Linked DNA regions of Homo sapiens: region 1 is linked to region 2. The links are chromatin contacts, found by Hi-C or POLR2A ChIA-PET in ENCODE. All regions are on one chromosome and are shown on one strand. The core of a region is the stretch at or near the end of the contact, and the rest is flanking DNA. Distances in the headings are between cores, read along the strand shown.

Region 1 (4,139 bases), core at 4-2,503, 1.1 Mb after region 2:
GCCACCAACTAGCGTCAGATGTGCCCCAATATTTATAACCTTGTTTCCACACTACCTTCATTTTTTAACATACCAGTGGCTTCCGAAAATGGAAGTGGCAGGAGCTTTCCAACCCTGAGTGGCCCTAACCTTCTGTGACTCTGGGAGAAAGACTTCAAGAAGCAAGTAAGAGAAAAAACAGTGGGAAGAGGCCTCAGTGGATACGGCTGGCATCACTAGGTATCTCACACTCTGTTCTTTGTTTTCTGTGTTAACAATGGGACGTGGCTGTTCTCTGCCTTTCACGTTCTGTTCTGCCCCATCTAGTTCATAGCCGGCAGCCTCAGCAAAGACCATGTCCACTACAAGAAGTTAAATAAAGCGGCAAAAATGACAAGGGGTTGGCCTTTCTGCTTCTCAGGCATCACCTAATTCTGAAATCAAATGTACTTGAAAGGTAACATTTAGACCATTCCTGGCCCTCCAGGACAAAGTAATCAGGGATTTGAACATGGGGCTAGTTTTCCAAAGACCCTAACAAACTTCACAAACGAAATTCTCACTGGTCACATGAACATCCACTATTTACAAAACATTCTCATTTCAAATATAGAAACTACTTAGTTACACTTCAATCAAAATGAGGTTTGCACATTAAACTAAAAAATATGACAGGCGTTCTAAGACTATACAGGAGATTTCAGGCTGACAATAAGAACTAAGACTCAATGTTTATTTATTTTTCTTTAATTTGAAACAGGGTCTTACTCTGTCACCCAGGCTGGTGTACAATGGCACGATCACAGCTCACTGCAGCCTCAACCTCCTGGGCTCAGGAGATCCTCCTGCCTTAGCCTCCCAAGTAGCTGGGACCACAGGTACACACTATCACTCCGGGCTAATTCTTTTATCTGTAGAAAGGGGTGTCTCACTATGTTGCCAGGCTGGTCTTGAACTCCTGGGCTCAAGCAATTTTCCTGCCTTGGCCTCCCAAAGTGCTGGGATTATAGGCATGAGCCAGTGCACCTGGCCCCAATCTTTATTTTAAATAAATGTGATTTAGTATTTGACTTAGACTTTCGATTGATTTTACCAATAGGGTGACAGAGTTAGCAAAACAATACCACTGATTCTGAAAATAAATGTCAATGTGCCATAAACCATGTTGGAAAAATCTTTGAGTACTTTTTGGCATCAAACCAAGAACACAGTCATCAGTTCTCCTTGCTTGGTAAATTTTAGTCATGGGCTGTAGTCTATGACACATCTTTGAGAGGCAGACTTTGAAGGAGCTAATGCTGGCAGAAACCAACCAGGGTTGATTTTGGATGCAATCCAAGGAAAGCAGAAAGATCAGGTTAATTAATTCCAGTCAGCCCTAAGTAATGATTCTTTAGGGTCTGACCCAACTCTCAAAACAAAAATCACTTTCCCTCCCAAGTTTACGAGCCACCTTCAAATTCCTGAGGACTGCGGTACTAACCAACCTAAAATGAATGCATGCATAGATTTGTAAAGCCAACCAAACTTGTGAACCCTGAAAAACTAAGGTAATCAGTCTTAGTTTCCTAATAAATATAAAAGTGTTTTAATTCCACAGCAAATAATCCAAGCATATAAACTGTTCTTATGCATACAGTACTCTGTATTCCACAGAATATAATACAGTTTTTAAGCCCTCACTTAACTTCAGCAATAGATTCTTGAAAACTGCAACTTTAAGCAAAACAACATACTATGTAACAAAACTAATTTTGCCACAGGCTAATTGATAGAAACAAGAGTCAGGGACAGGCAGTGGCTCAGGTCTCTAATACTAGCACTACGGGAGGCTAAGGGAGGAAGACAGCTTGAGCCCAGGAGTTCGAGACCAGCCTGGGCAACACAGTGAAACCACATCTGTACAAAAAATACAAAAATTATCTGGGTATGGTGGCATATGCCTGTGGTCCCAGCTACTCAGGAGGCTGAAGTGGGAGGATCATTTGAGCCTGGGAGGCTGAGGCTGCAGTGAGCCGTGATCATGCCACTGCGCTCCAGCCTGGACACTAAAGGAAGACCTCTTAAAAATAGAAAGTCAAGTTCCTTTCTTCAAGTTCCACGGGCATACAGCGTGTCATTTTGCTTAAAGACACAGTTTCTAAGAACATATCAACAGTGTTAAGTGAGGACTTACCGTACTACTTTATCACCAGTTGGGTTAATTGGTTAAAAGAGGAATGCAATATAATTTATTTGATGATAAACCGCTATGACAGATAGTGGGCAATTATTCCTTCCTTCCTCCCCCATGCTTCTGAAAAAAAAAAAACTACTTCAACTGGTCACTTGCCAAAAACAAACGAAGAGATCAAACGGTCTTTTTAAGCAAAGCCAGGTTTCCGGGCCATGAACACGTAGCTTTGCTAAGAGAAGCATGAAATGTGAGTAGCCACAAACCTTAACAATCACGAGAACCAACAGCAAGGAACAGATAGCAAGTATTCACAGGAGACCGTGGATAGGGTCCCATAATACCTATGTCAATGACTGAGCCCAAAGGCTAGTAAGTGGCAGGGAGAGATTCTAATAAGATCAGTCTGACACTAAAGCCTGAGGTTGTCCCAGCATCCATGCCTCCATCCTCCCTGCAATCAAATGCCGTTTTCACATATGTGCAGTGTCAGTGGGACTGCTGTTTACCAATATGAGGCTTTTGACTCTATGTTAAATAGATCCATAACACCAGAGTCAACATACTACAGACTGCTTATAAAGATGACAGACAATCCCCCATAACTTGCCAATTAAAATAAAATAGCCCAGTCTAGGTGCAGTGGCTCATTCCTGTAATCCCAGCACTTTGGGAGGCCAAGGCGAGTGGATCACCTGAGGTCAGGAGTTCGAAACCAGCCTAGCCATATTGAAACCCTGTCTTTACTAAAAATACAAACATTAGCTAGGTGTGGTGATGCATACCTGTAATCCCAGCTACGCAGGAGGCTGAGGCAGGAGAATCACTTGAACCTGGGAGACGGAGGTTGCAGTGAGCCGAGCTAGTGCCACTGCACTCCAGCCTCGACAACAAAGCGAGACAACTCTGTCTCAATAAAATACAATAGCCTGTAGGCAATAAAATTAGGCCTCCGTATGAGAGGTGGTCCAGTCAACATCACCACAACGTAATGTTAGTAAGACATGGCTGGATGACAACCAAAAGTCAACCTGGCTCCAGGGTCTGCCTGAAGAAAGATGTGTTAACAGCAATGGTCTGCTTAGAGTCCTGGAAAAAGAAAACAATTTGGGGGCTGGGTGTGGTAGCTCATGCCTATAATCCCAGAACTTTGGGAGGCCAAGGTGGGCGGATCACCTGAGGTCGGGAGTTCGAGACAAGCCTGACCAACATGGAGAAACCCCGTCTCTACTAAAAATACAAAATTAGCCAGGCATGGTGGCACATGCCTGTAATCCCAACTACTCGGGAGGCTGAGGCAGGAGAATTGCTTGAACCCGGGAGGTGGAGGTTGCAGTGAGCCGAGATCGCACCATTGCACTCCAGCCTAGGTGACAGAGACAGACTCCGTCTCAAAAAAAAAAAAAAAAAGAAAAGAAAACTATTTGGAAGAGTTTGGGACCACATCTCTGGGGAAAGATGCCCTGTTTGGCTTCTCTGAGTATCCGCTGTTGATTTATTTAACTGGAATGGAGATAGACACAACAGCTATGAGCTGAAGAACATCAGAGACTATTTGGCCCACTAACTCTTACTACTCTGATTCTAAGCTCTCCCAAGAAATTTTCTGATCATCATCTAACTTCCCAGGAGACCTTTTTCCAAAAAAAGACAAATATGATGACCAAATAATAAGAACATGGTATTCTACACGACAATTACATTCATCAATAAAAATGACCCACTGCATGGCAGGTGTGATGCTGGGCACTTTTATATACATTATATTGTTTAATCCACAAATCTAGGCAATGTGTCATATTGAAGACAAAAAAGATTAAGTTGTTGGCAGTTGAAAGACTTTCCCAGAATTATCAAAATATAGGTGGCAGGGTAGGTATCAAATGCAGCTTGGATTCTATACTTCTATAAAAAATGTCCAGCTGGGCACATTCATTCACTCTTGTAATCACAGCACTTTTGGAGGCCAAAGTAGGTGGATCTCTTG
Region 2 (4,262 bases), core at 406-2,905:
TATTAATGTTGCAGTAAGGATGTGTGTATGTGTGTGTGTCCTCTGTGCCCCCTCAGCTCCCATACTGATGTCATTTATCACTTCCTTCTCTGTGACTTAACATTTGTTCATATTTTGCTTAGCTAACCACCTACTCTTACTGACATGAATCAGAACCTCGTATGTGACATGGGATGACTCAGGATAGGACAAAGGTCGCTCTACTGTGGGTCCCATTCATTACCTAGAGCCCACCTGACCTCATGCCCAAGCTAATGAGGTCAGAGGCAGCAGTTTGCTGCCTCATTGAACTTCCTGTACATTTTCTTTTTTTTGTTGTTGTTTGTTTGCTTGTTTGTTTTGAGACGGAGTCTTGCTCTGTCCCCCAGGCTAAAGTGCAGTGGCGCAATCCGGTCTTACTGCAACCTCTGCCTCCTGGGTTCTAGAGGTTGTCCTGCCTCAGCCTCCCGGGTAGCTGGGATTACAGGTGCCCGCCACCACGTCCGGCTAATTTTTGTATTTTTAGTAGAGACGGTGTTTCGCCATGCTGGTCAGGCTAGTATCGAACTCCTGACCTCAGGTGATCCACCCGCCTCAGCCTCCCAAAGTGTTGGGATTACAGGCGTGAGACACTGCGCCCGGCCATCCTGTACATTTTCAACCCTTGGCATCAGTAGCAGCATCCGACCAGCAGGTGGCGCAGCGAGTGCAAGAGCCAAAGCCATGGGAATTTTTGTATTTTCTAAAAATCAGAGACAAGTGAGATGTTATATAAACACCTTTTAAAATATGTATAGAGGTTGCCAGATTTGTTTTTAATTAGTGTATTTGGAAAAACACAAATGCATTCTCATTTGTAGAAAATTTATATAACACAGTTAGAGTGAAATTTCCCCATCCCTACGTCCTTACCAAAAAGGAACTTTTATGTTTCTCTCTCTTTCCGGACTTTTTTCCATGCACTAAAAACGTATAATACTTCTAGGAATATAAACATTTTTTCCAAAAATGGATCATACTGTATTATTTTACAAATTATTTTTCCACTTAATACATTTTAGACATCTGTGTGTATTTGTGTATGTGTACACATATTTATATTATTTCATTGTTTAAAAATTTCTGCCTAGGATTCTATTGAATGACTATTACATGGTTTATTTAACAGTTTTTCTATTGAGACGTTAGCTGTTTTTCAGTTACCCGCTATTACAAACAATGGAATCCACGTCATTTATGTGTATTTCTCTAATACAGATACTTAGCTGTGAAGATATGTATTTTTTAATTGTTTAGAAAGACACTCAAAAGAGGCAGACTGGGCCTGGCCAGTCGCTCACCCTTGTAATTCCAGCTTGAGGTCAGGAGTTCAAGACCAGCCTGGCCAACATGGCAAAACCCCGTCTCTACTGAAAATACAAAAAAAAAATTAGCCGGGCATGGTGGTGGGAGCCTGTAATCCCAGCTACTCAGTGGGAGGTTAAGGCAAGAGAATCGCTTGAACTCGGGAGGCGGAGTTCGCAGTGAGCTGAGACTGTGCCACTGCACTCCAGCCTGGGTGACAGAGTAAGACTCTGTCTCAAAAAGAAGAGTCAGACTAGAGGACTGCCACGTGACGTGAGGATTCACAGTCAGTAATAATCAGGGCACTATGGTCTGGCTGTCAACTGTTCCAGAGGGAGGAAGCTGGTGACGTGGACACACAGCTATGTCCACTCACCTCCCAGCTGCAGTCAGCACAGTAGCTCATTTGACTCAAAGTCAAAACCACCAGGGTCCCGACAATCCAGTGTCTGCTGAGGAGGAAAGTTCTTTATTTGTTATCAGATGGAGTGGTGTGACCACTGCAGGCAGCCAGTGAAAGGAAACAAGGATTGGAGTGAGCAGGCTGGAGGGATTCTGATTGGCAGTTGTGTTCACAGCTGTGCATTAGGGGCGGCGGTCTGTGGTGGAGTGGTTTTAGTTCCTCACGTATGATGTATTCCCTGATTTGCAGTTGGCCGCCCGATCCCTGTTCGTCAGACTCTGAACCCGACCCAGGAGCAGATTGAGGAGTTACATCAGACCTATATGGAGGAACTTAGGAAATTGTTTGAGGAACACAAAGGAAAGTATGGCATTCCAGAGCACGAGACTCTTGTTTTAAAATGACTTGACTATAAAAAAAAATTAAAAAATAAAAATAAATGACTTGGCTGTAATAAGGCATAAAGAAGGATAAGAGACCATCCTATTGTGAGAATAAATATTTTAAAGACGTTTATTTTTTTTCTTTTGCCTGTGGCATCAAATTTGCAACAGAAAAGTATTATTTATGGCGATGAATGTTGGTGTATCTGTGGTAAATAAAAACACAGATGACTGTAGGATAAGGTTGGAGATGACTATAAGACATCTAATAATTTTCCTTGCCTATGAAGGCAAAATCATTTTACAGGTTATGAACAAGTTTAGAATTATTCATGTGCTCTGAAAAACAAAAGAAAGCTTCAAAAAGTAATTACACCCGGCCGGGCACAGTGGCTCACGCCTGTAATCCCAGCATTTTGGGAGGCCGAGACAGGTAGGTCACTTGAGGTCAGGAGTTTGAGACCAGCCTGGCCAACATGGTGAAACCCCGACTCTACTAAAAATACAAAAATTAGCTGGGCATTGTGGTGGGCACCTGTAATCCCGGCTACAAGGGAGGCTGAGGAAGGAGAATCGCTTGAACCTGGGAGGTGGAGGTTGCGATGAGCTGAGATCGCACCATTGCACTCCAACCTGGGAGACAGAGTGAGACTCTGTCTTAAAATAATAATAATAATAATAATAATAATAATAATAATTAGACCCTCTTACTAAACATCACAATAACTTAAGGTGGTGTTTTCACAAAATGTGACAACTGTTGTTCACAGCCAGCCCATTTGGGAGACACTGTGTAAAATAGTTCGCCATATACAGCTAGAGGAAATATTTTTTTCTGCTTGAACAGGACATTTGTTAGTGAATAAAGATACTTTTAATACTTAGATAGTTTGAGCCTTTGGTCATATCAACAACAAATTTTTAAATACTAGTGCAGGATTTTTTGCCATTTTCAAAATGGGATGAATCTGTCATACGAAAACTCATGTGGACAGGAGAATGGTTCCTCATTTCTATTCATGCTTAGAATCATGCTCCTTTGCTGTAGAGGGAAATCTATTTGGAAGACAGGCTTTTGCACATGATTCAGGACTAGAAATTCTGGAAATTCCATATCAGGAAATTCCAAAAAATTTTCATGCTAAGAGAAATGGTTTTAATTTGCTTCCTGAATGGCCTTTTCATTATAAAATAATCTCTAAAAGAAAGTGCCGGCTGGGCGTGGTGGCTCATGCCTGTAATCTCAGCACTTTGGGAGGCTGAGGCGGGTGGATCACCTGAGGTCAGGAGTTCGAGACCAGCCTGACCAACATGGTGAAACCCCGTCTCTACTAAAAATACAAAAATTAGCCAGGTGTGGTGGCAGGCACCTGTAGTCCCAGCTACTCGGGAGGCCGAGACAGGAGAATTGCTTAAACCTGGGAGGCGGAGGTTGCGGTGAGCGGAGATTGCACCACTGCACTCCAGCCTGGGCGACAGGGTGAGAATCCATCTCAAGAAAAGAAAAAAGAAAGAAAGTGTCCTCCCTGGTGAGATACGTCCAGTTCACAGTTCGCCGGGTTTAGGACTCTTCTCTGACCCAGCATGAGCAGGGACCTTGTCCTTCCTGTTTACTGACATCCCCTCAGTGCCCAGGTCAGCTTATGGCGCTTAGTAGGCAAAAAGTAAGTACTTGTTTGATGAATGCATTTATAGCTAAACATGCAAACAAACTTTTCCATTAAGCAGAGAATTTTTAAAGCTGTACCATAGGATGAGACCTGTTTTAAGGTAAGACCCACTTGCAGAAGGAGAATATTTGCTGTGTCTGATTGCTCTGAACCGGTAATCAACAATACCGTAAGCCAATTCACAGGGAGCAAGTCAGAAAGAGGTTTCTGATAATTAGTCACTAAGTGTTAAGTAACTAGTCATTCGACAAGAAGAATGTCTCGTTTCCAACCCATGTCCACTGCTAGATGTTTGCTTTTGTGCTTCCTCTTCTCCAGGTGTTCGTAGGCAACTTCAGGGAGCTGCCTCCCAACTTATTGGTAATATGTCTTCAGGCTTCCAATTTTTAAATATTCAGCTCTGGGCTAGAGGCTGGATTGGGGTTTAGTCACAGCAAAATACAGTCATGCTGGGTAATGCCTTAAGAAGGAGGGCATGTCACC

What was found. Hi-C counts contacts between places; a loop is a spot of excess contacts on that map. ChIA-PET counts read pairs that join two places held with the same protein, here RNA polymerase II (POLR2A). Pooled maps may share reads with other maps.
Region 1: a loop to region 2 is called in a map of chondrocyte, with 4 times the contacts of the local background. The contact joins two enhancer-like sites. A Hi-C loop is called at or near these places in 2 of 168 maps with a recorded cell type or tissue (chondrocyte and esophagus muscularis mucosa) and 3 of 50 pooled maps. POLR2A ChIA-PET finds 5 or more read pairs at or near these places in 1 of 52 experiments (OCI-LY7).

What each region holds. Positions count from the first base shown.
Region 1 is chr2:223,814,063-223,818,201 of GRCh38, forward strand. All of the region lies in intron 1 of AP1S3 (adaptor related protein complex 1 subunit sigma 3), which reads right to left. Among named protein-coding and RNA genes, the nearest start is that of AP1S3, 21 kb to the right of the region's middle. Within about 2 kb of position 1,254, at least 6 of the 41 ENCODE cell types and tissues checked have a DNase peak (open chromatin) inside an H3K27ac peak, as active enhancers do.
Region 2 is chr2:222,707,761-222,712,022 of GRCh38, forward strand. It overlaps MOGAT1 (monoacylglycerol O-acyltransferase 1), which reads left to right. Exons shown (of 6, transcript NM_058165.3): 6 at 1,976-2,170. The coding sequence ends at 2,130. Among named protein-coding and RNA genes, the nearest start is that of MOGAT1, 38 kb to the left of the region's middle. RefSeq lists enhancers at 1,530-1,824, 1,634-1,823, 1,770-2,064. Within about 2 kb of position 1,656, at least 21 of the 41 ENCODE cell types and tissues checked have a DNase peak (open chromatin) inside an H3K27ac peak, as active enhancers do.